Regions from separate parts of the Mus musculus genome. Here region 1 is linked to region 2. Evidence: chromatin loops called from intact Hi-C (ENCODE). Cell type or tissue: left cerebral cortex. All regions are shown on one strand. Links, peaks and the distances in the headings refer to the core of each region. The heading gives the core; the rest is flanking DNA.

Evidence for each region. Hi-C counts contacts between places; a loop is a spot of excess contacts. Peaks named below come from ENCODE experiments on the same cell type or tissue, not always from the same donor. Only the 100,000 strongest peaks of a DNase experiment are listed, where the experiment ranks them.
Region 1: a loop joins it to region 2, with 2.3 times the contacts of the local background. A loop is called at or near these places in 1 of 42 quality-filtered maps.

What each region holds. Positions count from the first base shown.
Region 1 is chr3:88,947,522-88,954,349 of GRCm38, forward strand. It overlaps Dap3 (death associated protein 3), which reads right to left and starts at 2,761. Exons shown (of 13, transcript NM_022994.3): 1 at 2,347-2,761. The coding sequence starts at 2,349. It also overlaps a transcript of Ash1l not described here. In left cerebral cortex, for the core only: CTCF peaks have their summits at 2,657 and 3,443; DNase peaks (open chromatin) are centred at 2,487, 2,814 and 3,429; H3K4me3 peaks cover 3,314 bases; H3K27ac peaks cover 2,332 bases.
Region 2 is chr3:89,312,188-89,319,015 of GRCm38, forward strand. It overlaps Efna3 (ephrin A3), which reads right to left. Exons shown (of 5, transcript NM_010108.2): 2 at 4,276-4,565; 3 at 3,883-3,948; 4 at 3,621-3,698; 5 at 1,712-3,380. The coding sequence ends at 3,250. Gm34014 (a long non-coding RNA gene) reads left to right here. Exons shown (of 3, transcript XR_867453.3): 3 at 1,118-1,714. Gm15998 (a long non-coding RNA gene) reads left to right here and starts at 4,559. Exons shown (of 2, transcript XR_003954662.1): 1 at 4,559-5,018; 2 at 5,641-6,828. In left cerebral cortex, for the core only: CTCF peaks have their summits at 3,606 (motif pointing right), 3,808 and 4,804 (motif pointing right); DNase peaks (open chromatin) are centred at 3,577, 3,949, 4,444, 4,820 and 2 more places; H3K4me3 peaks cover 693 bases; H3K27ac peaks cover 2,622 bases.

The DNA of each region.
Region 1 (6,828 bases), core at 536-5,535, 370 kb before region 2:
CAACAACAACAACTACTGACCTGGTATAAAGGCACACACCTTTAAATCCAGCACTGGAGGCAGACACAGGGGAATCTAAGTTCAGCCTGGTCTACAGAGTTCCAGGGATACCAGGGCTACACAGAGAAACCCAAAACAAACAAAACAGGAATAACTAGTAGACTAGCTCCTCAATAGTGGCATTTAAAGTTGACCTCTGGCACCCCAAGAGTGTGCATGCACATGTGCACAGCACAATCAAACATATTTATGCTACATTTTTTGCTCCTACTCGCCCAGGTTTGGGTTCCTGGAGAAACACTGGGACTACAGAAGGAAAATTAATGTGCCTCACCCCATCTCCTGCACCCATGCAGGGGCTCACAATCTTAGGTGACCCAACACCCTCTTCTGGCCTCTGGGGGCAACACACACACACACAGGATGCACAGACATACATGTATACAAAACACCCATATATACACACACACATACAAATAAAGAATTTTTACTACGAAGGCAGTGTGATATAGGGGAAAAGTTAGGAAACTAAAGTCTAAAGATCAAGTTACAGATTTCTTTGAACTTCAAGCTTTGCTTGGAAAAGGAAGAGTCTCCCTGTTGTAAGGGTTCAACAGGAACAGTACAGAAGTCCGTCAGTGCTCTTCAGACTAACTTTCTCTCACCTGCCCCCCACCCCAACCCCACTGTTGTTCTGAGACTGTCTCACGGAACTCAGGCTAGTCAAGACTTTGCTGCATAGCTGTGGATGACCTCCAAGTTTCCATCCTCCTGCCTCCACTTTGTGGAGTGTTGAGATTATAGCTTCAAGCTTTCTAGTCCTAGTATTTAAGTATGTGACACTGATTTTAACATTTCCATGTCCTTTGAGATAGACCCTGTAAATCAGTCGGACAGTCTGCACACATGCAAGCACACACCTATACAAAGTTGCACACAGGAAGCTACTGAAGAAAGATTCCTGCAACCCTGGGTAGACTGCATGGGCTTGGTTAGCAAAAGTAACTTCACAGCTAGTCAATTAAGGCTGATTGTCTCTTTAACTCAAAGAAGGAAACACAAAGATAATCAATCCCCAATGCATACAGCCAATAGGGAAAGGTTGGGTTATCTGAAAACCAGGTATGGGTTCATGCCTATAATCCAACCTCTAAAGAGGCTAAGACAGGATGACTGTCAGAGTTTCAGGCAAGCTTGGGCTAAAGAGTGAGACTGTCAAAACAAACAAATAAACAACCACTCAAAAGACAATTTAACCCCTATTCCAAAAAAAGACTGAATATTAATTGAATGGGTTCTGGAGATGAATGGAACGCAGTAATGTTTAAATTTCCCCTGAATCACAAAGGTAAGAATTCACAGATAAGAAAGGAAACTTAAGGTGCCATTCCTCTAAAATTTTGCTTTGCTTTTTGTGGGAGACTAAAAATGAGTAGATCAAACGTTGGGGTTTTAACATCACATGCCCTGAATTCACTCATCCAATGTCAACACGGAAACAAATACTAGCAGCCAATGAATGCCATAGGTCTGGTTTAACTAGCAATTTAGATGAATAGAACACAAACTACCAATTACACCTACAAATCTTATCAACATCAACAGCACTGTAAATGATAACAATAATACTCCGCATTTTCCCCGTACCCAGGAGCTAATTCTGCTTTACATATATGATCTCATTATTTCATACTCCAACCCTGAAGGTATATTTTGGGGTTAGCTAATTTTTACTACCAGCATCTCATAAATAACTTGGAAAAATTTGAAGGCCTAAAAGATCAAATCCAGAAATAAAATCTCAGTGCATAGTTTCATCCCCTCACACACTCAACCTGCGGGTGGCGACCCGAGGAGAGGTCTAACAACCCTTCACAGGGATCCCATATCAGATATCCTGTATATCAGATGTTTACATTAAGATTCATAACAGCAAAATTACAGTTACGAAGTAGCAACAAAACTAATTTTATGGTAGGGAGTCACCATGTGGAACTGTACTAAAGGGTCGTAGCATTAGGAAGGCTGCGCGGACCACTGCTCTAACATCAGGCTGCCAGTTGCAAACCGAGTTCGCACAATCTTTGAGAAGTGCACAAGGATCACACAAGCATCACAGAGGATAGGTACCCTCTGGGACTTTAACAAGGTTAAACTACATTAACATATTAACAGCCGTTCTGTCCGTTCATCCTCCGGTCCCAGGTCCGCAGCCCCGGGTCTGAAGGATGCCCTCTTGGAGGATCACCGACACTGCTGCCCTCATTCCCTATCTCGGGGCAGTTCAAATACACGCTCCTTTCCCTCCTTCATCATTGCATCCCCTGTGTGGCTCAGTCCCCTTACCATGAGTCCAACACTAGGACTCCTGCTCCGGTGACCCGCACACACCGCCAGCGGCTGGATCCCAGGCACCCGTCCTGCAGTTGTGAAGCAAGCTCGGGTCGTGTGGCAGGAAGCTACCCAACGCGCAGTCGCCGCGGCTGCAACCACAGCCCAGCGGAGGGGCACCGCGCCACCCGCCCCGCGGCCGGAAGCGGGCAGCAAGCCTCGGCGTCGCGGTGGCCCGTCCCAGGAGGTCCGCGCCTAGGTACCTTCGCTCGCTCTTCAAAACATTCCGGTCACCGTGGCCAGCCTCGTCTGCGCGGGCGTGCCCGCTTCTCCCCGGCCCCAGCAGGGGCGCGCAATGGAACGTCCCGCGGGGGGGATTGTGGGAGGCGCACGTTCGAGGGGTGGGGGCGAAGGCGGCGGCAGCCGTGGCTGCCGTTGGTAGCCGTGGGGGCGGGGAAGAGAGGGAGGCGAGCCGAGGAGGAGAAGGAGGAGGAGGAGGAGGAGGAGGGAGGAGGCTCGGGCTCGCGCCAAGGAAGGTACGCGTGAGGGCCGAGAGGGAGTCGGGAGCGCGCGAGCCGGAGGCCCCAGAGCGAGCGCGTCGGTGCTGGCGGCGCGGGGCGGCCGGAGGCGGTGGTTGGAGGGCGCAGCTCGCGACCAGTCCGGACCCACTCGGAAGCGTGCGGGCGGGCGTGCGCGCTGCGCGGCCGGAGTCGGGTGAGGGAGGGAGGGAGGGAGGGAGGGAGGGCGGCGGGGAGAGCGCGCGGAGGGAGGAGTGGGAGGCGGGAGGGGGGGCACGCGGCGCCCTTCGCTGGCTCGCTCGCTCCCTCCCTCCCCAGAGCCGCCGCCGCCGCCGCCGCTGCCGCCGCCGCTGCCGCTCCCGCCGCCATTTTGGGTTCGCTTTGCGGAGGGGGGAGACGATCCCGGTCTCGGTTGCCGGACCCGCCTTCTCTCGGTTTCCCCTTTCCCGACCTACGCCTTTGGCTTCTCCTCTCTCGCGTTTCCGCCGGTCCGCTTACCCGCTGGCCGCCTCCTGACAAGCGGGAAGGGTTACAGTGTGGAGCCAGGGAAGCCGAGGCGCCAGGCTGCCACCCTCTCTCTCTCCACTTGCCTGCACTCGGCGCTCTCGGCCTCGCACGGTGAGTAGTGCGGTGTGAGCAGGCCTTTGAAGGCCCCAAGTAGTCTCTCCTTGGCTACCCGGGATCCGCTGTCACCCCCCCGGACCTGGACCTCCGGGAGAGCGGGGTGAGGATGGGGGAAGGGAGAGCAGGGATAGGGATCCTGAGCTTACCGGGAAGTCCCTCTAGGCGGGGTGACGGGGTGTCCCTGACCAGCGGGCTCTTGGTTTGGGGGAGGGGGACGGGAAAGTAAGCGAGTGGAGGCGGAGTCGCTTGTGCCCCTGACAGGTTAGTTTGTGTAGTAGGCCCGATTGGAGCATCCCCCAAGATCCAGTTTATGTCTGTTTAAGTAAGGGACAAAAGTAGCAAGGGAGATGATCTTCAGCGGGTAGTTTACCTGTACAAGATCTGTGGTGTTCTCGAAAGGCGGAAATATATGCAGACATGACATAGTGATCTGAGTGTTAATAAGTTTAATAAATGTCACTGGTTAGTTTCTACTTGGAAAGAAATGTTTTGGGTCTTGAAGACCAGATGGTCTGTTGGTTTATAGCTGCTCTGTTTATATGTGTATAATTCGAGGATGGAGAGTGTTCAGGAAGAGTTTGCCTGCATTTGGGGAAGTTCCCTTTGTAAGTTAGCTTATTTAAAAACAAATGCTGGGACATGTGTTCTCTAGGTCGATAAATGTGCATGTATTTTAGCATTAGTATGATTAGTATGATAATACAGAATGCATGCTAAGATCAGGAAGGGGAGAAACTTGACATAGTCTGTGCCTTTGAATAGAGTCAGTTGTGTAAATATGAAAGCCAGACCAACATCCTCAGAGTGATCGCTATTAGGCTGAGAATAAGGGGAGATGTTTTTGACCGTGTGGATTTATAGTAGTGCATAAAGTTTTTATATTCAGAGTACTCTTTCAGTTCGTAATCCTAAAACTGTAAAAATTATAGGAGAATAGGAAATCCCGGCATAAAGAGGTACTTTTCCAAGGTCATGTGTTAAATTAGTGGCAATGTTGAGATATTTTGATTACTAATTTAGTAATGTATTGTCCATATTATCATAGTGCCTCAGGAGATTGTTATTGCCAAATACAAGTGTATTTTGAAAGTAGGTAAATATGATTGGTTAGATTATGCTTGGGAGAACTTAAAAGTGTCAAACATGTATAGAATATACACTGTCCTATATGAGATAGGTATTTGTAATTTTGTTGTGTTTACAAAGCAAGCAGACCACTTCTGACAGCTTAGTATGTATGAAAGTTCCAATGTGTTGCTGGGCAGTGGTGGCACATGTTTCTAATTCCAGCACTTGGGAGGCAGAGGCAGGTGGATTTCTGAGTTCGAGGCCAGCCTGGTCTACAGAGTTGGTTCCAGGACAGCCAGGTCTACAGGGAGAAACCCTGTCTCCCAAAACCAAATAAATAAATAAATAAATAAATAAATAAAAAGTTAAACTGCTTCCACAGCCTACTTTGTATCTGTATAGCTGTTGTTTGTTGCTGGTTGGGTTTTTTGTGTGTGTGTGTGTGGGGGGGGTGGGGGGTCAGGGGGAGGGTCAGGGGGAATAGATTAACCCTGCTAGCAGGCATTCTACCAAAGAGCCACACTCGTATTTGGGCAGCTTGACTTTATTTCTGCCAGTGACAGGATCTTTTCGGACTCATCCAACAAAATAATTGATTCCTGTCTTGGGGTAAGAATTATCAAGATCTGTTGATTAGGTTGTTGGAATAGATAGGGATGCATAAGAGGGGAGTTGTGAACATACAGAGAGCAAATAAATCTGTGGAACTGAAACCACCAACCCTTTTTAAAAAACCAGTCTGAATGTGGCACACACTTGCAATCCAAGCATTCCGGAGGCTGAGGCAGGAGGCGCCTGAGCTCAAGCTTCACATTAAGTTTAAGGTCAGCCCCTGGTTACAGGAGGCCTGGGGTCCACTCTAGCTCCAGGGTATCTGGCACCCTTTTCCAGTCTCTGCTGATGACTACACACTACACACACACACACACACACACACACACACACACACACACACCCTTTTCCAGTCTCTGCTGATGACTACACACTACACACACACACACACACACACACACACACACACACACACACGAGAGAGAGAGAGAGAGAGAGAGAGAGAGAGAGAGAGAGAATATGAATTTAAAAGCTACTTAATTTAGAAAGAATCTAGGCAGATGGACACAAGAGTAGCATCATCCAACAGGTGGTATGTTTGTAATTAGAGTATATCTTCTTTGACATTTTCCTTTTGTTTTGAAAAAGGGTCTTACTCTCTATATAGCCCAGACTAGCCCAGGACCCATTATGTGGCCCAGGCTGGCCTCAAATTTGAGGCTTGTAATGTTCTTAACATAGCTTTCTGGGGTTACAGTCATGAGCCAACTGCCTGGATGCTTTGGCAGTTTCTTTTGGCATTTATGAGTAAACTGTTTTTGGGATCTGTAAATTATTGATATGTGCCTTTGGATATTGGAACGTCTTGGCTGGACTGTAGGAATTCTTCGAAAGGCTAATTTTGTAGGACAGATCCCCACTTGGAAAACGAGGAAAGGATCTTTGAACTAACTCGACTGTACTATTGGGATGTTTCCTAGTCTAGAGGATATATATATATGTATATGTATATATCCATATCCATCCTGAGAATCGGAAGAAATAGAGACCTTACGTTTAGTGTGTAGATGAGCAGGCTGGCTCAGACAGAGACCTCTGGATGGCTCCGGCCTGAGTGCTGGGGTAAGAGCATGCATCACTGTGCCCAGCTACTATGTGTGCTTTCAGGAGCTTCAGTTGTGGTAGAGTAACACCAATTTGTTCAGAGGGTCTTGTTTTAAATGCCCACTTTTTTCTTGAATTGTGTTTGGGTGTAAATGTATTTAAGTTTGAAGGTGAATGCTGGAGCAGACCTTGTGTGTCATCAGGAGAACTTGACAGGCATGGTGACTCATCAGCACATTTAGAAAAGCCTAGGCAGGAAGGAAGATTAGTGTGAATTCAAGGCCATCCTGGACTACATAGTGAGTTCTAGGCTAGCCTAAGCTGTAGAGTGAGACTTTCAAAACACCAGAAAGGGAAAAGAAATTTATTTTCTCAAAATGTATTTCTGCAGTTAGTAAATAATTGTGGACTATGTTTGATAAGGATATAGTCTCATTTTTGAGAAATAGTGTCTTTTTCTGTGTTGTATGTTAACACAGATAATTCATCTTCCTGATTCTTTTTGATTTTTGTTTAGTTATAAGCACATTTCATTATTCCTACATGGAGAACACTTAAGATGAATGGTATTTAGTGTCTGTTGTTCTAGATATTTGAATCCATATGAGTCTATGACTTGCATAATATTGGG
Region 2 (6,828 bases), core at 1,208-6,207:
TCACTAATTGAGAAAATACCCTACACCCTGATCTTAAGGTGGTATTTTTTTTCAGCTGAGGTTCCCTCCTCTCTGATGACTACAGCTTGTGTCAAGTTGTCATAAAACTAGCCAGCACACCCTAAGAGATATGGAATTAAGTAGGAGCTGTCTTAGTTAGGGTTGTCATTATTGCAATGAAACACCATAATCAAAAAGCAAGTTGGTACCACACACACACACACACACACATCTGGGTGGCACATGCCCTTAATCCCAGCACTTGGGAGGCAGAGGCATGTAGATCTCTGAGTTTGAGGCCAGCCTGGTCTACAGAACAAGTTCTAGGACAGTCAAGGCTATGAAGAAAAACACTGACTCCAGAAACAAACAAACAAACAAACAAACAAAGGCAAGTTGGGGAGAAAAGGGTGGTTTATTTTGGTTTATGGTTTCACATCATAGTCCATCATTGAAAGATGTTGGGACAGGAACTCAAACAGGGCAGGAACCTGGAGGCAGGAGCTGATGCAGAGACCTTGGAGGAGTATTGCTTACTGGCTTGCTCATCACAACTTGGGCAGCCTGCTTTCTTATAGAACCCAAAACTACCAACCCAGGCATGGCACCACTCACAATGGGCTGGACCCTCCTCCACCAATCACTAATTTAAAAAATGCCTTACAGGCTTGCCTACAGCTGGATCTTATGGAGGCATATTCTCAGTTGTTGTTCCTTCCTCTCAGATGACAACAGCTTGTGTCAAGCTGACATAATGCTAGCCAGCACAGGAGCTTTAACAGTTGTTTGTGCACACACACACACACACACACACACACACACACACACACACACGCTCACTTGAGTATAAGTAGAAACAGAGGACACCATCTGACATCTCTCTCCTGCCTTTATGCGGCTTCTGTCATCAAATGCAAGTCATCAGACCTTCACAAGTGATTTGCCGTGGAGCCATCCTGGCCCGGGTCGTGTTTTGACAAAGCACATGTAGCCCACACTATCCTTGAACTCTGTCTTCTTACCTCAGTCTCCCAAGCAGCAGGATTACGGGTGTACAGCCCACACCTGGAAATCATCGTGTCTGAAAGTACAGACAATGTCTTCTCTGTCCCACCAGAACCTGGCTCTTGGCAGGTGTTCCTTGAGTATCGACTGTGAGCATGGAAAACTGGAGCCTGCCTTTCCTGTCTTTTGGTACAGTAGTGTGTCACACTGGTCCACCATCTGCCCTGGGTTCTTTCCCTGCTTGTCCTCCACTCCAAGCATCTGCTAGGTGATATCGAAAACTTACCAAGAAACTGCACACTCTCAGATAGGGTCGCACTCAGGAGTCTAGTCTGTCCTTGAACTTGCAGCAGTCCTCCTGCCTCAGCTCCACTGAGTGCTCAGACTACAGGTATGTACCACCATACTTGGCTACTGCTGTCACAGTGCAACAGACAGCCACATAGGAGAGATGTTTACCTAGGATCTAGCCTGTCCTTGGTGCCAATAAGAGAAGAAGGGTAGGGTAAGGTCCCTTGGGCTGTGAGAAAGTCACCTCCCTGTATCCTGAGCAGCTTCTATGATGGTCTCACACATGACCTGTCCTTTCTGCTCTCTTGACACGATGCTGTGGTTATGTGGAGCCCAGGCCCCAACAGGGTGCACATTTTCAAATGAATAAAACCTCAAAGTGTCATTATTGAAACACAGTTAAGAGACATTTACATTTTTGGTATGTAATATATATGTTTCTTTATTAACATGTTAAAAACAAGTAAAGTCTAACAACTATGATCATTTCAAAGTAGTGACACATAAATGATATTCTGAGATATAAAGCAGGTCTGAAAACATCTGGGATTTCTGTTGGCTACAAAGTCACACGTACTCTTTATGCTGCTGTGGCCTGTTGCCCAAGTACAGAAAGGGAATGTTAAACTTGTCACAGGTGAGTGAAAATAACCATGTAACTTTTTTTTTCCTATCTAGGATCACAAATCCCCTGAAATCCCTGGACCCAGCCAAAAGCTTCTGACTACAGCATAGAGCGCACCAGCCTGAGCCTTAACTCGGGTACACAGGGCCTGGGAAGCGGGTACTCACACCACTTTCCCTGTGGGAAGCCGGAGCCTAGAAAGGTTAAGGAACCTGCCCAAAGTCACCCGGGCTCAACTTGAAGCTCTGTCCCTCTCTCCACTCTGTGGCCTCTAACCTAGAATGCCTGCTCACCCGGGCCTTGAGCCCCACAGGATTGGTTCAGCCAGTGAAACAGAGGGACGTGGCCCCTTGAAACCACACACACTCAGGTATTTTTATCTCCAGTTTATTTTTTTTAGACTAAGAGCAGAGTATGAAAGTCACAGCCAAAGCACTTGAAAAAGGCCCAGGATGGGTGGGGACCACTTAGGGTGGGCAGGGCAAGGTCCTGGGAGTTGGTTCCCGGCTCAGGGCTGGAAGGGAGGGGGCATTGTTGTTACGGTCTCCAAAAGTGTCTGTGCGTTGCATAGGTCCTGTCTTCACAGAAGACAAAAGAGGGGCCAGGGGGGTCCCAAGGGGGGCCTAACCTGGTAGGGGAAGGGGTCTGAGTCTGGAAGGGGAAGTCGAGAAAGGTCAAGGTTAAGAAGGGGAAGGGACTCTGTCTGTCTGTACATTATATATAGAGATATAGAGTCTGTACATGCCTGTCTGGCACCCCGATGCCCACCCCTGTCCACTGCCTGCTCCCCCCCAGGGGTGTCTATTTGTAAACTTGGATTCAATCCAAACCACAGTCCTCTATGTGGGAGTGGAGGGAGAGGACATGCTTATTGCTGTAAACAGGGGGAGGGGCAGCCTGAGGCTCCACCCCTCACCCACCTAGTCCCCTCCCCATGTTCTGCCCCAGAGGAGAGGACAGGGGGCACCTCCCATGCTTCGTTTGTTCTCTCTGGGGCATATTTGCCTCTTGGGGGACAAAGAGGGAGGGCACCAAGGGTCAGGGAAAGGTACCAGGGGCCAGGGAGTCCTGAGCACTGCCTTTATAGCCCCCAGGTTTGGTACCAAACATTACCAAAGCCACAGGCCACCTGGGACCTGTGGCTGTCCCTGTGCCTGATCCACTACGGTGCCTGTCCTAGAGAGTGTGTGGGCAAAGAGGGCAGGCCCAGAGAGATGTACAGTGCAGACCCCGCTCCCAACCATGGGAAGAAGGATGTAGGCCCCACAGCAAGCTCCCTGCTCCTTCTCAGCCCTTCCCACCTCTCTCTGTCATAGGAAGGGGCAGAGCTAGGAGGCCAAGAGCGTCATGAGGAAGAAGGCGATGCCCACGGCCAGAGGCAGGTGTTCCCGCTTGGGGCTGGTCCCACTGATGCTCTTCTCAAGCTTGGGCACCTGGGGATTCTCTCCCTCAAAGTCTTCTGTGGAAAGATAAATAGGCAAACTGGTAAGGGCTGTGCTGTGCGCTGGGGCGGGGGGCACGCGGCGGCGGCGGCAGCAGCAGCAGCAGTGGAGCCAGAGATGTGACCACCCACGGGGGAGGGGCCGGAAGGGCTCGTGTCCCATGGGAAGGCATGCGGGAGGGGGTGGGTGGGAAGCATGCACTGGGAAGGGGGCTGCGATTCCAGCAGTGGCCACAAGAGGGCGCTGCGCAGACTCACCCAACACGTTGATCTTCACATTGGGGCCCATGGTGAACTGGGGGAGAGTGGGGACCGGCTTCTCCCCGGAGTGCGATGCTGCGGGGTGGGGTGCGGGTGGGGAGAGAGGAGGGGAAAGTCAGGGCCAGGACCCCCTCCCCCTGCTACAGCTGGGGAGCCATCCCGGTCGCCTGTGCCCTCCGCCCCCATCCCCAGGAAGCCAAGGGAGCCCCAAAGCAGGGAGGCAAGGATGCGGACGTGGTTGGAAACCGACGCTACTCACTGGAGGCGCAGCAGACGAACACCTTCATCCTCAGACACTTCCAGTGCAGGTTGTGAGTGGGCGTGGCTGGGGAGGAGATTTCTTTCACTCACTTGGTGCCCTTGCGGCTTTAACATAGACTCCCATCCCCCTCCAAATTGCCCGCATCCGGCTGTGTCCCCAAGTCTCTGCTCCAATCTTTCTTTGGACATTGGTCACCATGACTTCGTGGCTAGCCCATCCCAACAGAAATGCTCTGCGACCCAAATTTGGGACTGTCACCCCATCCCCACAGCCTTGCAACTTCTCAGAGCTGAAACCCTGAAGCCTATCCCTGGTGACCACTACAACGGCTGGCCGGGGATCCCTGGGACCCCACCCTGTCATTCAGAAGACCCAGGACCCGGCACTCACAGATGTAGTAGTATTCTTGGCCGGCATGGAATTCATAGCCCAGCGAGAAGGCGCTGTAACGCTGGAACTTCTCGGAGAACTTGATGGGGCTGTGCGAGGCGTGCTGCCGGTTGCATTCCCAGCGCTTGGAGCCTTGGCTGGCGTTGCAGGTGCGGTAGCCGCTCAGGTTCACCATGTACAGCACGTACTGCTCCGCCCCGCCGCCAGGCCCTGAGCTGTTGTAGTGCGGACAGTAAATATCCAGATAGTCGTTCACGTTCACCTGCACGGTGTAGCCCTCTCGCCGCAGGCTGTGGACAAATGAAGTGGGTCAGAGAAGAAACTCCAATGCTCCAAGGCTTTCCATGTCAACACCCTGTCAACACCCCACGGACCTTCATTAGAACACTATATATATATTTTGATCATAACACTTCAGTCCCTCACTCTCTTGGCTTTTTCTACAATCTTTTCTCAGCCCATTTCTGTGCCTGTGGTCTAGTGTGCCAGTCCCTTGTGTCCTCTCCTTTTGGGCCTGTCTTTCCCCTGGTGGCCACCAGAGGGTAGCAAAAGCACAAGGAAGCCTGGCCTACCTCCTAAGGAAGGAGAGGAAAGGGAGAGGGGCGGAGAAAAGAAGGAACCTAGCTCTGGTTGCCACAGAAACGCACAGGCCCCAACGACTCCCAGACCTAGGCCCGGATTTCCTTAGACCATTCCCCATAATTCAGCAGGCCAGAGGAGGGACTGAAGGAATGAATGGAAGGGTAGGGTGAAAGTAGAGAGATCCCTTCCTTGGAACCCAAGCTCTCTCGCGCTGTCTCTCTCTCTCTCTCTCTCTCTCTCTCTCTCTCTCTCTCTCTCTCTCTCTCTTCCCTTCTCTCTTCTCCCAGAATGCCTTTTGCTGCTGCAGGTCCACCCCAGGTCAGTCCGACAGGACTTGCCCTCATACACACATGTATGGCAGCTTCACGCACATGCATGCACAAGCTCTATGGCACCAACACAAAAATGTCCACCACCCACTCACAAGCGGCAGACACTCAGAAGAGCTAGATTGCATGTGTGCTGCGCCTATGCCAGTTTTAGCTGGTCCCAACAATCTCAGGGGTTTGCCCTGTATCTCCTACATGACAAGACCTCTATCTTTGTGCTTCTGAGTCCTATTTCCCTCCATCCTGAGGCCATAAACCATTAGGTCCCCAATAACCTGACACAGACCAGGGAGCTGAAGAGCTCGGGTTTGACCTGTCATCTTGCTAGGACTTCTGCTTCATTCCACATCTTTCTCCACCTAGATGCCACTGCCCCCCCCCCCCAACCCCCAGGATAGGCAGAGTAACAATAGCACAGCGCCTAGACAAGATGACTGTGTCTGCCACATTCCAGATGAGTCTCTGCGACAGAGAAGCAGATCTGGATGCCCTGGAAGTCTCGCCTGCCTGACAGTCCCATCTAAGTGTTGCTGTGGACATCCTTTGTGGTGGCACTGAACGGTGTAGGGAGTCAGAGGCAGCTCAATCCACACGTGTGGAAGATCGGGTAGAAGTCGTCTTTAACTTCTTTAAGGCAAGTATGCACACATGTTGGTAGTGCTATGGGACTGTTGTGGGCACAGGGAAGCATGGGCCACAGGGTAAAATGTCAATCCATCGGGGTCCCTAGACCCTGAGAACTCACTGAGGGAAAGAACTGGCTCCCCATGTCACCAAGCAGAACCTTGTTTCACAAACAATAATTAGACACATTAGGGAAATGATCTTGGAGGCCTCTTCTTGGGATGAGGCCTTGAGGGTCCTCCCTGTCATTACCCAACATCGTTGGCTGTACTTGTGTTGCCCGGTCCCCAAGACTAGGAACGAGGCAGATGGGTAACAGCTGGTGTTTGGACTCTCTAGTAAGAACGGGCACAGCCTTCTTGAGTCATCAGGAATGCCACCAGTCCCACTTGGTTCCCATGGGAGTGATGGGTCACTCAGGCCCCTCCCTGTCCCTGGCACTCAGGTGGGCAGGAGTCTCGACGGGGCGCTGGGAGCAGGAAAACGGGTTAGACAAGGCCTGATTGCTCCCAGGCACCACCCATGCATTGTGTGTCCACCCTAAACCCTAGGCTCCTGTTCCTTCCCTAAGGACCTGGGGAGGGGGCGGCCAGCTAGCCAGCACATGGTGGCAGGCCTGGGGCAGCCCCATAGCTCCCCTGGGGCCTTGTTCCCTTGGCCTCACCCGTGTATCCGGTTTGATTTGGAAGCAGCTCCTCCCTGCAGCTGCCCCATCCCTTCCAACCACACACCCATTACAGTGGATTTTAAGCCAACTCCAAAGATGTTCCTACAGGTGGTGCCTCAGTTTCCTCAAGACGGTGAGCTGGGTATATTTAGTGGTTGCTGTGTGACAGCGACAAGAGAAGAAGCCTCCTCTTACCTATCTCTGTGATTGACGGCAGAAAAGCCCCAGAAATGCACCCCCCCCAAAAAAAAAAAAAAAACCTGGCCACTTGGTTCAAAACCTGCTGGCAAGGTAGCTGTATCCAGTTGGTATCTGGTGGAGAGAGCAGAAGGCCGGGTGCCAGGAATCCCA